Linked DNA regions of Homo sapiens: regions 1, 2, 3 and 4 are each linked to region 5. A link is a contact called in ENCODE Hi-C or POLR2A ChIA-PET data. All regions are on one chromosome and are shown on one strand. The core of a region is the stretch at or near the end of the contact, and the rest is flanking DNA. Distances in the headings are between cores, read along the strand shown.

The links. A loop is a pair of places that touch in the nucleus more often than their neighbours do. ChIA-PET counts read pairs that join two places held with the same protein, here RNA polymerase II (POLR2A). Pooled maps may share reads with other maps.
Region 1: a pooled map shows a loop between it and region 5 (10-fold over the local background). The contact joins the promoter of CCDC57 here to the promoter of P4HB in region 5. A Hi-C loop is called at or near these places in 1 of 37 single-sample maps with no recorded cell type and 5 of 50 pooled maps. POLR2A ChIA-PET finds 5 or more read pairs at or near these places in 1 of 52 experiments (H1).
Region 2: a loop to region 5 is called in a pooled map, with 13 times the contacts of the local background. The contact joins the promoter of SLC16A3 here to the promoter of P4HB in region 5. A Hi-C loop is called at or near these places in 1 of 37 single-sample maps with no recorded cell type and 5 of 50 pooled maps.
Region 3: a pooled map shows a loop between it and region 5 (7-fold over the local background). The contact joins the promoter of CSNK1D here to the promoter of P4HB in region 5. A Hi-C loop is called at or near these places in 6 of 50 pooled maps. POLR2A ChIA-PET finds 5 or more read pairs at or near these places in 2 of 52 experiments (HepG2 and WTC11).
Region 4: a map of CD8-positive, alpha-beta T cell shows a loop between it and region 5 (5-fold over the local background). The contact joins the promoter of CD7 here to the promoter of P4HB in region 5. A Hi-C loop is called at or near these places in 1 of 168 maps with a recorded cell type or tissue (CD8-positive, alpha-beta T cell). POLR2A ChIA-PET finds 5 or more read pairs at or near these places in 1 of 52 experiments (activated CD4-positive, alpha-beta T cell).

The regions. Positions count from the first base shown.
Region 1 is chr17:82,211,438-82,214,137 of GRCh38, forward strand. CCDC57 (coiled-coil domain containing 57) reads right to left here and starts at 1,405. Exons shown (of 19, transcript NM_001394669.1): 1 at 1,348-1,405. RefSeq lists a silencer at 946-1,865 and an enhancer at 1,816-2,700.
Region 2 is chr17:82,227,644-82,230,343 of GRCh38, forward strand. SLC16A3 (solute carrier family 16 member 3) reads left to right here and starts at 1,399. Exons shown (of 5, transcript NM_004207.4): 1 at 1,399-1,463. RefSeq lists silencers at 455-684, 775-854, 905-1,044, 1,205-1,524, 1,645-1,804 and 1 more.
Region 3 is chr17:82,272,250-82,274,949 of GRCh38, forward strand. It overlaps CSNK1D (casein kinase 1 delta), which reads right to left and starts at 1,451. Exons shown (of 9, transcript NM_001893.6): 1 at 1,057-1,451. The coding sequence starts at 1,132. LOC124904089 (a long non-coding RNA gene) reads left to right here and starts at 1,529. Exons shown (of 2, transcript XR_007065953.1): 1 at 1,529-2,700. RefSeq lists silencers at 851-900, 951-1,140, 1,381-1,590.
Region 4 is chr17:82,316,296-82,319,072 of GRCh38, forward strand. It overlaps CD7 (CD7 molecule), which reads right to left and starts at 1,313. Exons shown (of 4, transcript NM_006137.7): 1 at 1,119-1,313; 2 at 372-686; 3 at 1-114. The coding sequence starts at 1,200.
Region 5 is chr17:81,859,281-81,861,980 of GRCh38, forward strand. It overlaps P4HB (prolyl 4-hydroxylase subunit beta), which reads right to left and starts at 1,255. Exons shown (of 11, transcript NM_000918.4): 1 at 1,047-1,255; 2 at 1-107. The coding sequence starts at 1,191. LOC124904086 (a long non-coding RNA gene) reads left to right here and starts at 1,830. Exons shown (of 2, transcript XR_007065950.1): 1 at 1,830-1,859. RefSeq lists silencers at 846-945, 1,156-1,375.

The DNA.
Region 1 (2,700 bases), core at 155-2,654, 350 kb after region 5:
ATGTTGCTGAATGAACTGTGGTTCTCTAAGAGGTCAGCATTCTAGGGGCTCTGGGCAAAAGGCACACGGGAAATCTGTGCTCCTTTTGTATCCTTTTTCTAAGTTACAGATAATTTTTTTTTTTTTTGAGACCGAGTTTCGCTCTTGTCTCCCAGACTGGAGTGCAATGGCGCGATCTTGGCTCTCCGCAACCTGCGCCTCTCGGTGTGGTACCCTACTTTGTTTTAACCTGACTGACTCTCTCTTAGCTGAGAGGGCCGGACAGACACCATTTTGGTTTCTTCGCTTGCAGCCCCTTGTCCCCGTCCCTTAAGGACATAACTGGGGCAAGCTGACTCCAAGCACATCCAGGAATGCGCTTACTGATAAAATACTGATAAGAAACTGGAGCAAGCTGTACCAGCAGCTCCTGGGAACGCGCTCGGTTGATGGTACCCAAAGCCCCTGCGTTTATCACTTTGTGATAATTTAAGCCCCTGTACCTGGAACTGTTTATTTTCCTGTAACTGTTTCTGTAACCATTTATCTTTTAACTTTTTGCCTATTCTGCTTCTGTAAAAAAATCGCTTCAGCTAGCCTCCCCTCCTCTATTTAGACCAAGGTATCAAAAGAAATCTAGCCCCTTCTTCGGGGCCGAGGGAATTTGCAGCTCTAGCAGTCTGTCAGTCGCTGGCAATACAGGACTCCTGAGTAGTCTCAGAGTGTGGCGTTCTCTCTATAACTCCCTCAGTTACAACATCGGGTTCAAGCGATTCTCCTGCTTCAGCCTCCGGAGTAGCTGGGATTACAGGCGTGCACCACCACGCCCAATAATTTTTGTATTTTTAGTAGAGAGGGGGTTTCACCATGTTGGCCAGGCTGGTCTCGAACTCCGGGCCTCAAGCAATCTGCCCGCCTCTGCCTCCCAAAGTGCTGGATTACAGGCGCGAACCACCGCCTCCGGCCTTTTTTTTTCCTCTCTTTTTTTTTTTTTTTTTTTAAACTCACAGACACTGTAAGGCTGCCTGGGCGCGGAGCCGTCCTTGCCGGCGGCGGAACCCGGGGAATTCTCCCGGGGCTGCGGGGCCCTGGTCGGCAGCGCCCACCGCCCCAGGTCACCCACGGGAGACCGAGGGAACGCTCCCGCTCCACGCGGCCGCAACCCCCGCCCCGCCCCGCCGCAGCCTCCGCGAGGGGATCCCCGGTCCGGGCCTGGCCGAGCTCTGAGGGTCGACCTCGCGCTCCAGGTCCCCACCAAAGCGCTGCGTCCGACAGGACGGCAGCTGCTGGGGTTTTCTACAGGAAGAGTGGTCGGAGCGGCGCCCCCCACGCCTCCCACGCCTCCCACGCCGCCCGCCCGCACCTCACCCTAACGCCCGCCAGCAGCGCTGGCCAGGTCCCGCCGCGTTGCCACAGCGACCGGGTCAGTCGGCCGCGTCCGGCTGCGCTCGGTGCAGCGCTCGGGTCCCGCCGACAGGAAACGGGGTCCCTGGCGCTAGGTTCCGGCCCCTCCCGCCCCGCCGGGTTCCGCGCTGCGCCCGGGTCCGAGGGGCGCCCCGGCCGACCCGACCACCGCCGCAGATCGAAGGAGGGAGCCCGGCCTCCTCACCGGTCAGCGGGGCGACTCCGGACGGGGCTCCGGGCTATGGGGACGGCGGGTTCCGCCGCGCGAGGCGCCCCCACCTTCGCCGCCCCCGGCCCGGCCGAGGGTCCCCAGGCGCCCGCTTCCTGAGGCCGCCCGGCTCGCGGTCCCGAAGGGTTGACTTGAGCTTTTGCCCTGAGATGAAGGGAGCACGGGGCGGCCGAGGCTGCCCGTGGGGGTCTGTTCGGGCCGGGGGCGCCACGAAGTCCTGCCTAAGGGTCGGCTGCGGCCACCGGGGCACGAGTTCCCGGCGCTGCCCACGGGCTCGGAGACCGGCGGGGCCCAGGGGCCGTGCGCGCGGTCGCTCAGACCCTGATTAGGGAACTGGGGGAAGGAGGGGGGTCGGGACCCACCGAGGCCCGAAGTCGCCCCCACCATCCTGTGGGAACAACATCCTCAGGCACAGCCATTCCCAACCATTCACATCCTCAGAAAAAGGCACGTGTCCGTATCCATCTGCGGATGGATGAACAGAGCCCGGCCCCGGGACAGAGCAGCCTGGCTCACCCGAACCCTCAGCCCGCAATTCTGCGTGGGAGTGGAGGGGGTGTTTGGTGTCTGGGAATTCCCCTGGTGGGGCAATAAGCCAGGGGTCTGGTGTCATCCTCCACCCACATTGTTAACACTGGATCACTCCTCTCCGTGCCGTGCCTGCAGCCCAGGCACCCTGCAGCCTGTCCTCCCCGAACCATGCGTCCTGGTAGAGCTGTCTCCCTCGCCCACAGTCCTCAGTCCCGCCTCACACACCAAACCCTCTTCTGCCTCAGGTCCTTTGCGCCAGTTGCCTCTGCCTAGACTTGGTTCCCTGGATGCCCCCTCCCCACCCCATGTGTATGTCCGGCTCCCTGGACCCACCCCCCACACTGTGTGTCTAGCCCCCTGGACCCACCCCCCACTCTGTGTCTAGTCCCCTGGACTCCCCTCCCCACCCCCTGTGTCTAGCTCCCTGGACCCCCAACCTGGCCCATGTGTCCAACTCCCAGGACCCCCCCACCCTGTGTCCAGCTCCCTGGTTTCCCCCACCACCCCATGTGTTTGGCTCCCTGTCCTGCTGCCTTCTCAGTGCTTGTGCACCCCCA
Region 2 (2,700 bases), core at 149-2,648, 370 kb after region 5:
CACCTGCCCTGGGCGGGAGCACCACCTGCCCTGGGCGGGAGCAGCACGGGCCAACTAAGTAGAGTCTTCATCTGTGAAGTTGGAGGCCCCCTCACCACTTGCCACAGGCCTGTGTTCTGCTCACAGGCACGTGCCCTCATCTTGATGTTTGGGGATGGGGGTGGTTGGGCCCCAGGTAGGGGTGAGGGCCAGACCCAGCCTCTGTGAATGCCAGCGGGAGGGTGGGCTTGTAACATTACATAGAAAGAACAGGCGGCCTTACTGGACCTGATGTCCCGCAAGGCTGGGCTGCAGATGGAGAGCCAAGGCCCACACGGCCTCACTGTCAGGGGTGGCCTCCCCTTGCCCTCTGGAGGGGTCCTCCATTGATACCCCCTGCCTCCTTTGTGTGTGAAGGCACGGGCTTACCAGTGCCTCGGTCCCCGAAGCCCCCGGGTCCGGGAGGGGCCAGTTAAAGCATTCCTGTGGCCCTGGCAGGGTGGCCCTGACAACTAGACTCCTTGGTCCAGGCCAACAAAGGCCTTACTCCCTGGAGCCACCTCAAACCTCAGCACCCAAAGCGGCCCGTTATTTCCATGTTGCAAATGAGAGAAAACAGGCTGGGAGAAGCACCTCACGAGGTCCAGCGGGTGGGCAGCCCTCGCCTCCCCGAAGGTGGGAGCCGCCCCGGCCTCCGCGTCGGGTTCTGGGCCGCGAGAGGGGCGGGGCAGGGGCGCAGGGCTGGAGTCGGTGGCTTTGTAGGGCCCCGCAGGGCGCGGAGCCACCTGGGGAAACGGAAGTTCAGGGAGGGCGAGGCCGTGCCCCACATCCAGGCAGCGCAGGCCGCGGGCCGCTCCCCTAGCCAGGAAGAGCCGCCGTCCGCACCGGGACCGGAGAGGAAGCGGAGGTCTGAAGGGGGACAGGTCGGACGTGGCCTCAGAGAGGGAGGATGTGGGCCCCGGAGCTGAGCCAGGCGGCCGGAACCCCACGGGACCCGCGCGCACCTCCCCACCAAAGGGGCCCCGGCGTTGGGGGGCGAGGGGTCGCTGCCCTGGAGGACGTTGGGACCTGCCGCGCTGCGCTCCGAGGCGGGGAAACGGAGGGACGGCGGGGCGGAGGGGCGAAGCGAGCCTGGACTCCGGGGGAGGCGAGGCCGGGAAGACCCAGTCCCGAGGAGCAGAGGGGGCGGGCCAGCTCCGGGCCGGGGGCGCCGACGGGGCCGGTTCCGGTTGGGGGGGTCCCTGGGCCCGGCGGGGTTGCGGGACGCGCCGTCGGGGAGCTGCGGCCCGGGAGCCCGTCCGGAGGCGGCGCGGGGTCCGGGCGGGGCGCGCAGGGGCGGCGCCAGGCGGTGACGTGCGCGGGGGACGTGCCGCGCCAGCGACCCGAGCACTTAAAGTCGCCCCCGGCGCGGAGCGGACCGGCAGAGGCGGGCAGAGGCGGCGAGAGGCGGCGAGAGGCGGGCTGAGGCGGCCCAGCGGCGGCAGGTAGGCGCGGCCGCGATGCTCGCGCGCGGGCCGGGGCCCAGGAGCTCCCCCGTGCCGGGCAAGGGGGCGACCTCGGGGTCCGCGCTCTCACCCCCACCCCGCCCACTTTGTCCATCAGGTCCGGGGGCGCCCGGGGCATGGACTAGCCTTCTCGACCCCGAGCGGGCCCCACCGAGGGCTCCCGAGAGCCAGCCGCGCCCCTCCGCGCCCTCGCATACCTGGCTGCCCAGTCTCGTCTCCCCCGGTCCGGCCCGGCGCCCACCCGTCGGGCTGCCCTCAGGGGCTGGGCTCGGGCCAGGAGATGGCTGCGCCGGCGGCCAAGCCCGGTCCGGGTATAAATAGCTCGGTCCGCGGTGGCGGGGGGCGCGGGCTATATTTGGTGGGGCTGCTGCAGCCCTCCCTGTATGGGTGGCCTCCCCGAGGGAGTGGGGAGCACTTGCGCTCGGGCCGTGGCGCTTTCCCCTGTTCGCAACACCCTGAACACTCCCCGACCCACACCCGCCCTTGGGCAATGACTAACAGCCCGAGACCGTGCAGGGAAGTGGGGGACCCTCTCCAGAGCCAGGCTGGGCTCCCTGGGTTCGCCCTACCTCCACCCCTGGCCCCCAGCTCGTGGGAAAACCAGGCGCAGCCTTTGGTAGCCTCCCACTTCCTAACCCACGCCTCAGTTTCCCTATACGAAAAGTGGGTTGGTCAGGAGCCTCCCTGGGTGTTGGGCCAGTCAAGAGACAGGAGCCGCAGAGTGGAAGGGAAGCCCTTAGCTCTGGCCGGGGCCTCCAGGGGTGGCTGGAGTCGGTGAGGGACGATGGGGGGAGCCGAGGGGCGGCTGTCCTCCTCTCTGTCCCAGAGGCATGGGCTGAAAGGGTCCCTCTCCTGGTGATGGCCAGAGTCAGGCCTGCTGGGCGGGAAATGGCAGTTGGCCCACCCCAAGGCCCAGGGGCTTGTCCATGCTGAGCACAAGGGTGGGAGGTCTTGTGTCTGTTGGGGCCGGGGAGTCCAAGGTCCCAGCTTCACTGCACAGGCCTGGAAGTCAGGTGGGTGCTGGCCTGACCCTGCTGAAGGAGGGTCTATTCCGCCAGCGTGGTGTGGAGGCGGCTGGGCTCGACTCCCTCATGGAGGGAAGGAACTGAGGAGGTGCTAGGAGGCCGTGGGGGGGTGTCTGCCCCCAGAGAGGCTTTGAGTGCATGGGGGCTCTGCCGTGGCACGTGCAGCGTCTGTCCCCCAGGGCCCCATGGTG
Region 3 (2,700 bases), core at 201-2,700, 410 kb after region 5:
AGGAGAATCGCTTGAACCTGGGAGGCAGAGGTTGCGGTGAGCCGAGATCACGCCATTGCACTCCAACCTGGGCAACAAGAGCGAAACTCCGTCTCAGGAAAAAAAAAAAAATTACAAACTTGAAGATTTAAGCCAACCTTTCATCACACTTGTGTTCACGTGCATATTTTTCCATTGTAAATATGACACAACCCAAAACCTTCTAATCCCATTGTTTTTGAAATCTACCTTGAGACTGTTACAGTCTAAAGGACACCTCATGAGTACAACTACCTCATCTGCCTCTCATCTTGCCAGCATCTTAATCCTGTGTGACTTTCTCTACATTCACCTAAACTTAACCCTTGCTCATTTGCACTCAGTCACCGCTCCAAGGCCAAGGGGAACCGTTCAGAGAGAACCCCCAGCGGGAGGGCAAGCCCCACTCCTAGCCGGGCCACTCCCCCGCTCCACACGGCATTTGGGTCTTTCTGACATTTTCCCCCACGAATGCAAGACACCGGGGCAGCCTCTGAGGGGGCAGCCAGACAGCCCCGGACCGGGCTGCGGAAGAAAGAGCGTGGCCTTTGTTTACTGCGGTGACCTTAGGCGTAGAGGAAGCCGACGCCCGCTTCGCGGCCCCAGCCCTACCCCCTCCCCTCCCACGGCCCGCTGCCCCCACCCCCGCCCTGCCCCTCCCCCAGGCCCGCCTCCCCACGCCCCACCCAGCCCTTCCCGAGTCCGCTCCCCACGACCCTGCCCCTACCCAGGTCGGCTCCCCAGAGACCATGCCCCACCCCGGGTCAGCTCCCCTATCCCCTCCTTCCCCAACCCTCCCCTCTCCAGACCCTGCTCCCCCGACCTGGTCCTGCCCCTCCCCCACGTCCGCTCCCCACTGCCCTCCCCACCCCTGGCCGCGCTAGCCTAGTGGCCGTTGGGTTCTGGCCACGATCCGGCGGTGCCGGGACTTGCGCGGAGACCCCGCGGGGGCCACCACTTCCTTCCGCGATCGCGCTTGGTCTTGGCAGCCGCAGGGCCCGGGTCTTCGGGCGGCGGGCGGGGGCGGCGGGGCCTCACCGAGATAGATGTCTCCGAAGGAGCCGCTGCCGATCTTCCGGCCCAGCCGGTACCTGTTCCCGACTCTCAGCTCCATGGCGGCGGCGGCCCGATTCGCTCCTGCCCTCCCGGCCGCTTCCTGGGTCTGAACTCTGGGAGGCGGCGCCGCTGCTGCCGCTACTGCGGGTCCGGCTCCCGGCTCCGCCCCCCTCACGGCCCCGCTTTCACCATCGCTTTCCTGTCGCCCCGCCGCTCCCAGCGCCTCAATACGGGGCGGATGGGACAGTCCGAGCGCCGCCGCCGCTGCTCCGGCCCCTACCGGTCCCGCTTGCCCTCTCCCCGCCGCGGATGGACTCGGATCTTCCGGGCCTAAATCCCCTTTCAGCTGCCTAAAGGAGCCGCCGCCATCGCGCTGTGACGTCACTTCCCCTAGCAACCCGGCGGGGCGGGGCCGCGGCGCTCCAGGGGCGGGGCCGGGCGGGGCGAGCGCTCCAGGCCTCCTCCCGACCCTGCGCCGTGCCCAGCCCCTCTGCCCTCCTGTTACCCCGGGACCTCGGGCCGCCAGCCCCTTCCACGTGCAGGCTCCTGCTGCTCTCGCGGGGGCTTTTCGTGTGTCCCCCGAGATGTCGAGGAAGCCAGGTGAGTTCCTCGCGACAGGCGGTGCCCTTTGCAGGAGGGGACAGGTAGCTGAGGCGTGGACAGAGTGACAGGCCAGGCTCAGGGGACACAGGTGAGACCCCCTCACTGGGCTGCCAGTTCCCGGGCTTGGGGCATCCCAGTACGTCAGCGTCTGCGGCCTTACCTCCTGACACCTAAGGCCAGAGACAGAGCAGGCCCGCGCCCTGGGAGGTCCTGATGTCCAGCCTGAAGATTGAGGACAAAGCCACCACCTTTCACAAAATGAGGCCAGACCACCTGCCTCCCTCCAGTCCCTGCGGCCTGGAGACGGAGTCAACATTCTTATCTGTGTTGGATCTGAATGTTCCTCCTTGCAAAGGAAACAAGGAGTGGACGTTCAGGCTGATGGCCAGCTTCAAAGATCGGGGCCTTTGATTCCCATCACTGGGAAGAAAGCCCTTCAGACAAGCCCCCCCAGGCTGCAGGTGCATGGGGACCTTGAAGAACCCGTCCCCATGGTCCCACGTCCATGTGTCTCGAGACCTGTCGCATCCTCGCTGAAACTCAAGAATGTGAAACAGGTGAAGGTGTGTTTTGACGCATTAGCATACCAGGGCTGTGGTGTGGGCACCGCCGTGTGAGTGAGACAGCAGCCTCAGCCCGTCCAGGTCACTGCAGAAGAGGAAAGCAGCCCCCACAGGCCCCACAGTGGTGCTCGCCTTTCTCCACCCCCCAGTCTTTCCTCTCCACCCCTCAGCTCCAAACAGCTGGAGGTCAGGTCGGGGAGACGGGCGTCCATTCCCGAAATTACATAGCAGGGCCTGGAGACAGGAGATGCCGCCGGCCAGACCACCATCAGTCACTAATGAGGGATGGGCAGTCGGAACTGCCCAGTTTCTGAGTTACAGAAGCCGGGGGTGGGGGGCTGCCAGACTAGTAAAACTGACCTTGTTGGCGGAATCGCTCACGGCTTTTCTGTTGATGAACAGAGTCCAGCTCTCCCACGGGTGGCTGTGATCCTTCTTCCTGGGGAGTCCTGCTGTCCCT
Region 4 (2,777 bases), core at 63-2,562, 460 kb after region 5:
GGAGGGCAGAGGCTGTCTGCGGGTCAGGGAGGGCGGAGCCTGTCGGTGGGGCAGGGAGGGCAGAGGCCCTTGGTGGGGCGTCCGAGCATCTGTGCCATCCTTGGGACTGTTCCTCTGAGAAGGAAAAAAGAAGGAAGGGATTCTCCCGGTGGAGAACCTGTTAGAGCCCCCGGGGTTTGGGATTCGGGGCAGGGAAAGGCTGTGGAGGGGAGGAGGGGCAGCTATCTAGGAGGCTGCTGGGGGCAGTGGGCTGGGAGCTGGAACAGTTCAGGCACATGTAGGAGGGAGGGTCCCACGACAAGGGCTGGGGGAGCAGAGCCTGGCCAGCAGCTGGGGTTGGGAGGGGGGTCTGGGATGGGCACATTCCCTACCTGTCACCAGGACCAGGGTGCCGGAGCCGTAGACATTGACCTCCGTGATGGCCTGGCAGGTGTAGGTGCCAGTGTCCGACAGCTGCAGGCGGTGCATGGTGATAGTCAGGTTGTCCTGGGACCCTGAGAAGTCGATGCGGCCCCGGAACCGTCTGTCCGTAGTGGGCACCACCCCGTCCTCGTAGTAAATGATGTCTTGGGGCTGTGGCCCGAGCTGCCTCAGGTAGATCCCACGCAGGCCCCCGCTGGTGGAGCAGGTGATGTTGACGGAGGCTCCCACGGGGACAGTCGTGCAGTGGGGAGACTGCTGCACCTCTGGGGAGGACCTGGGCTGTCACCATCAGTCTGGCCAGAAGGACAGAGAATGTCCTCCCTGCAGGGGACAGTGGTGGGGATGGTGGGGCCCTGAGACAGCCCAGGGCTGACATGTCGCCAAAGACACGGTGCCTTACGGGGCATGGAGCAGATCTGGGCACCGGCTGTGGTGTTGGGGGAGGTGCTGTCCTCGTGTTCCGAGACTGTGGGCTTCTTCCTCCCAAAGCAGCGGCCCTGCCTGGACAGCCCCGGCCACTCCCCACCGGGGTCCACCCTTTTTCCTTCTCTTAAATGAGTCCTCAGACACTGGAGGCCGCTCAGCACCCCACCCGCTTCCTGGGGGCTGTGCTGTGGCTCAGACTGGGGGCTCTGAGCTCATGGGGCAGGGAGAGCTCTGGAGCTGTGGCCATGGAGAGCCTGGGAAGCTCTTACCTTGGGCAGCCAGGGCCCCAGGCAGGCCGCGAGCCAGCGCCAGAAGCAGGGGCAGCAGCAGGAGCCTCGGAGGCCCGGCCATGTTCCCCACACCCAGCTCTCCCAGCCGGGCGAGTGCAGCTGAGCCTCTCTGGGTCTACAGGACCCCACAGAGAGCAGCACACAGGAGACCGCAGGCGCTCAGAGCTCAGAGAGGGCTTCCTGGAGGCGGTGCCTCAGACCAGGGTGGTGCTGTGGGCCCGGTGGGAGGGGCGGTCTCACCTACCCCTCCCCAGCACTGCCTCCCTGAGAGCTGCCCTGAGAGCAGGGCGTCCCTGTATCCCCCACTGCCCCTGCATCTCCACAGGGAGGAGGTCAAGGCCTGGGGCGGGGCAGACCAGAGGACAGAGAAGGGACTCCCTGGCTGGGGACGGGTGGCAGGGTCTGGAAGTGAGCGGCAGAGCTGGCCCCCAGCCTGCCTGGTCCTCTGGGGTACTTTCTGCTGGGACCCAATTTATGCCCAGAAATCTGGAGCCACCCATGACCCATGAGTCACCCACACAGTGCAGAGGAGCACAGGGCAGGCCAGAATTGGCACCCCCTGGTTTGGCCGTGGGGAAGGAGCCTGGGCCTGCACCCGCACCCAACGCTGCAGCCGACCAGCTGACCGTGGCTCTGCGTTCCATGTCCTGGAGGCGGGAGGTCTGAGGTATGGTCCAGGCCTGAGGTTTCCCGACCTCCCTGGGAGGAGTGCGTCAGGCCGCAGTGCCCAGCTTCAGGGGCTGAGGGAGACCTGTGCCTGGGCTCTGACCCCAGGGTGACTGAGTCCTCTGGGAGGGGGCACTTCTCTGTCCTGAGGGCCTCCCGCCACAATGACGAAGCGTTGACGTTGGTGCCCAAAGCCAGTAGGTGCAGCACATGAGCAGGAGTGTGTGGACACGTGTGTGTGCAGAGACGGGTGCGTATGGACATGTGTGTGCAGAGACGGGTGCGTGTGGACACGTGTGTGTGCAGAGACGGGTGCGTGTGGACACGTGTGTGTGCAGAGACGGATGCGTGTGGACACGTGCGTGTGCAGAGGCGGGTGCGTGTGGACGTGTGTGTGCAGAGACGTGTGCGTGTGGACGTGCGTGTACAGAGACGGCTGTGTGTGGACACTTGTGTGTGCAGAGACGGGTGCGTGTGACTCCATGCGTGTGTGCAGAGACGGGTGCGTGTGGACACGTGTGTGCAGAGACGGGTGTGTGTGGACACGCATGTGCAGAGATGGGTGCGTGTGGACACGTGCGTGTGCAGAGACGTGTGCGTGTGGATGTGCGTGTGCAGAGACGGGTGTGTGTGGACACGTGTGTGCAGAGACGGGTGCACTTGACTCCATGCGTGTGTGCAGAGACGGGTGCGTGTGGACACGCGTGTGTGCAGAGACGGGTGTGTGTGGACACGCATGTGCAGAGACGGGTGCGTGTGAACACGTGTGTGTGCAGATGGGTGCGCATGACTCCACGCGTGTGTGCAGAGACGGATGTGTGTGGACACGCGTGTGTGCAGAGACGGGTGTGTGTGGACACGCATGTGCAGAGACGGGTGTGTGTGGACACTTTGTGCAGAGACGGGTGCGCGTGACTCCATGCGTGTGTGCAGAGACGGGTGCGTGTGGACACGCGGGTGTGCAGAGACGGG
Region 5 (2,700 bases), core at 5-2,504:
GGCGTCCACCTTGGCCAACCTGATCTCGGAACCTTCTGCCTTCAGCTTCCCAGCGGCTTTGGCATACTCAGGGGCCAGAGCCTTGCAGTGGCCACACCAAGGGGCATCTGGAAGCGGAAATGAGATGCTAGAAAGCAGCCTTGATCCCTAAAGCAGCCTTGATCCCTCAGCAGTGCTTCCCTTTTTCCTCTGGCATTTCCCTTCATAAAAACCTTATCTACTCACCAAGATAACCCCTCCTAACGCACAAGGCTGAGCTGATAGCCTGGTGTTCTTGGGCAATATCAGGACAGAGGCCGTGAACGACAAACTACCACCAACCAACACCAGCCCCCACTCTGCTATGTCACCATCAGCACAGCCAGACAAACCTTTCAATGGTTGCTGACTTCTTATTCCCCACAGGCAACTAAGGCAAGGATCTCCCCTAGACTTTCCCTTTAAGACTACAGACAAAAGTGAAGAAGTGACCGTGGCGGCCTGTACCAGCACTAGCTGTGAGTATGAGATGCACATCCGTGCACACAGACCCTGAGTTGCTTAGGGTGAGAATAAGACGATCTGTCAATAGAGTTAGCAGCTGTGTCAGGCACAAGGTTCCCACCCCAGGGACAGAGCTCAAATCCTTATGGACGTGAGGAAGGCTTGGGATTCTCCTCTGAGACACCATCGGAAGGACTGCTGTGGCAAGCTGAAGGTGGGGTGGGCAGGAGCGGGGCGCCTTCCGGGTCGGCCCCCGGGGAGGACTCGGCAAGGCTGGACACTGGCTTGCTCTGTTTGCTCACACAGGTCGATCCTGTTCTTCTCGCACTAACAGGAAGATCCTGCCGTGCGCAGGGCGGGCATCGGGACGGCCCCCCGGCTCCCAGCCCGGCTCTCACCCCCAGGGAGCCCCTGACATGGCCCCCAAGGCGGGCAGCAAGGGAGCCCTTCAGTTCCGGGCGCGCCGGGGGTCCCGACCCCGGGGGCTGCCGGGCCGTGCCTGCGTCCCAAGAGCCTGGCTCAGCGGCCCCGAGCCCCGCCCGCCCGCCAGGCCCGGCGCTCACAGAACTCCACCAGCAGGTACTTGTGGGCCGCCAGCGCCTCCGCGAAGTTGCTTTTCCGCAGCACCAGGACGTGGTCCTCCTCCTCGGGGGCGTCGGCGCGCACCAGGGCGGCCACGGCCAGGCACAGCAGAGCGCGGCGCAGCATGTCGGACACGGATCAGGCGGGGCGCTTCGGTTGGCGCCGCCGGGACAGCGGGGGCGACGAGAGCGCGCGCCGGTCCCGGCCTCGCCTTTATAAATCCTGGGTCCGGGGCGCGCCTGCCCCCCCGCCCGCGCGCGCTGGCCGCGGCGCGCACGCGCCGCTGGGGCCCGCCTTCGATTGGCCGGCGGACTTCGAGGCTCGTCTTTGCCGCTCTCGGATTGGACACTCACACCAGGCCTGGCCCCGGATTCGGAAACGCTCCTGAGTGCTCCCTGGCCTTCGTTCGGGATTGGCCGAGGACCTCGCGCTCGCTGTCTTTCTTAGCCTCTCATTGGCTCCCGACAAGAACTTTTTCTGCCTTGGCTTCTAATTGGTGGCTTTCGCCTGCACCTTCCACGGGTCTGGAATGGCTGCCCCTTTCGGTAGCACGGACTCTGCGCCTCCTGATTGGCCAAGGGATGCGCGCACTCTGCGCGTTCCTTCGTCGAACGTGGCAGTGGGGAGGAGTTCCCAGTTTAGGGGCGGAGCTGCGGCTGCGCTTCCGAAACCCCTCGTGTTGCATTCTGACTGGACCGCGTACCCAACTGGCACGCCCCCCGGCCCCCGGACCGGAAGTTGGGGTGACGCAATTTCCGGCGCGCGTGTCAAGCGTGCGGCGGCGGCCGTGGAAGGTGGGGTTGGCCGCCTAGGGTCGGCGGTGGGCTCGGTGTGGGATAGCCGGCCCGGTCCGACGCGCTCCGCGAGGTCACGCGAGACACTCACCGAGGCATGGCGGCAGGGCCTGGGCATGGGAATCGTGCGCACAGTGCGAGGAAGCCTCGGAGGGGATACGAGCACAGGGCGGGTGGTTAGGAGAATGGGGCTGGAGAGACGGGCGGGAGGGGCGGGACCTGGGCCCCGGGGACCTGCCGGCTCCCAGGCCCCAGGAAGACGCTGCTCATGCGTGGAGCGGCCGCAGGAAAGGTACTCCCCGCTAAGGCCTTCAGGGAGCGGCCCTTTGCCCTGTGCGATCTCTTCCTTCCTTTCCCACGGGTTGCCAAATCCTGTGACGCTGCCCCTTCTCTGGTGCTTCTCAGATGCTCTGGTCGGCTCAGGAGACCTCGCAGCTGTTACACAGCTGTGGAAATACCCTGGGCGCTGCTTCACTCCGAAGGCAGCAGCTGGGTTTGCCTCCCGACTCGACCCGCCACCGAGGCTCCTGAGCACTTGAAATATGGCCAGTCCACCTGAGACGGGCTGTGAGTGCGCAATGCACATCAAACTTCTAAGACTGAGTGTGCGGGGCCGAGTGCGGTGGCTCACGCCTGTAATCCCAGCACTTTGGAAGGCCGAGGCGGGCGGATCACGAGGTCAGGAGTTCGAGACCAGCCTGATCAACATGGTGAAACCCCCTCACCTCCCGTCTCTACTAAAAATACAAAAATTAACAGGGCCTGGTGGCGCGCGCCTGTAATCCCAGCTACTCGGGAGGCTGAGGCAAGAGAATCGCTTGAACCCAGGAGGCAGAGGTTG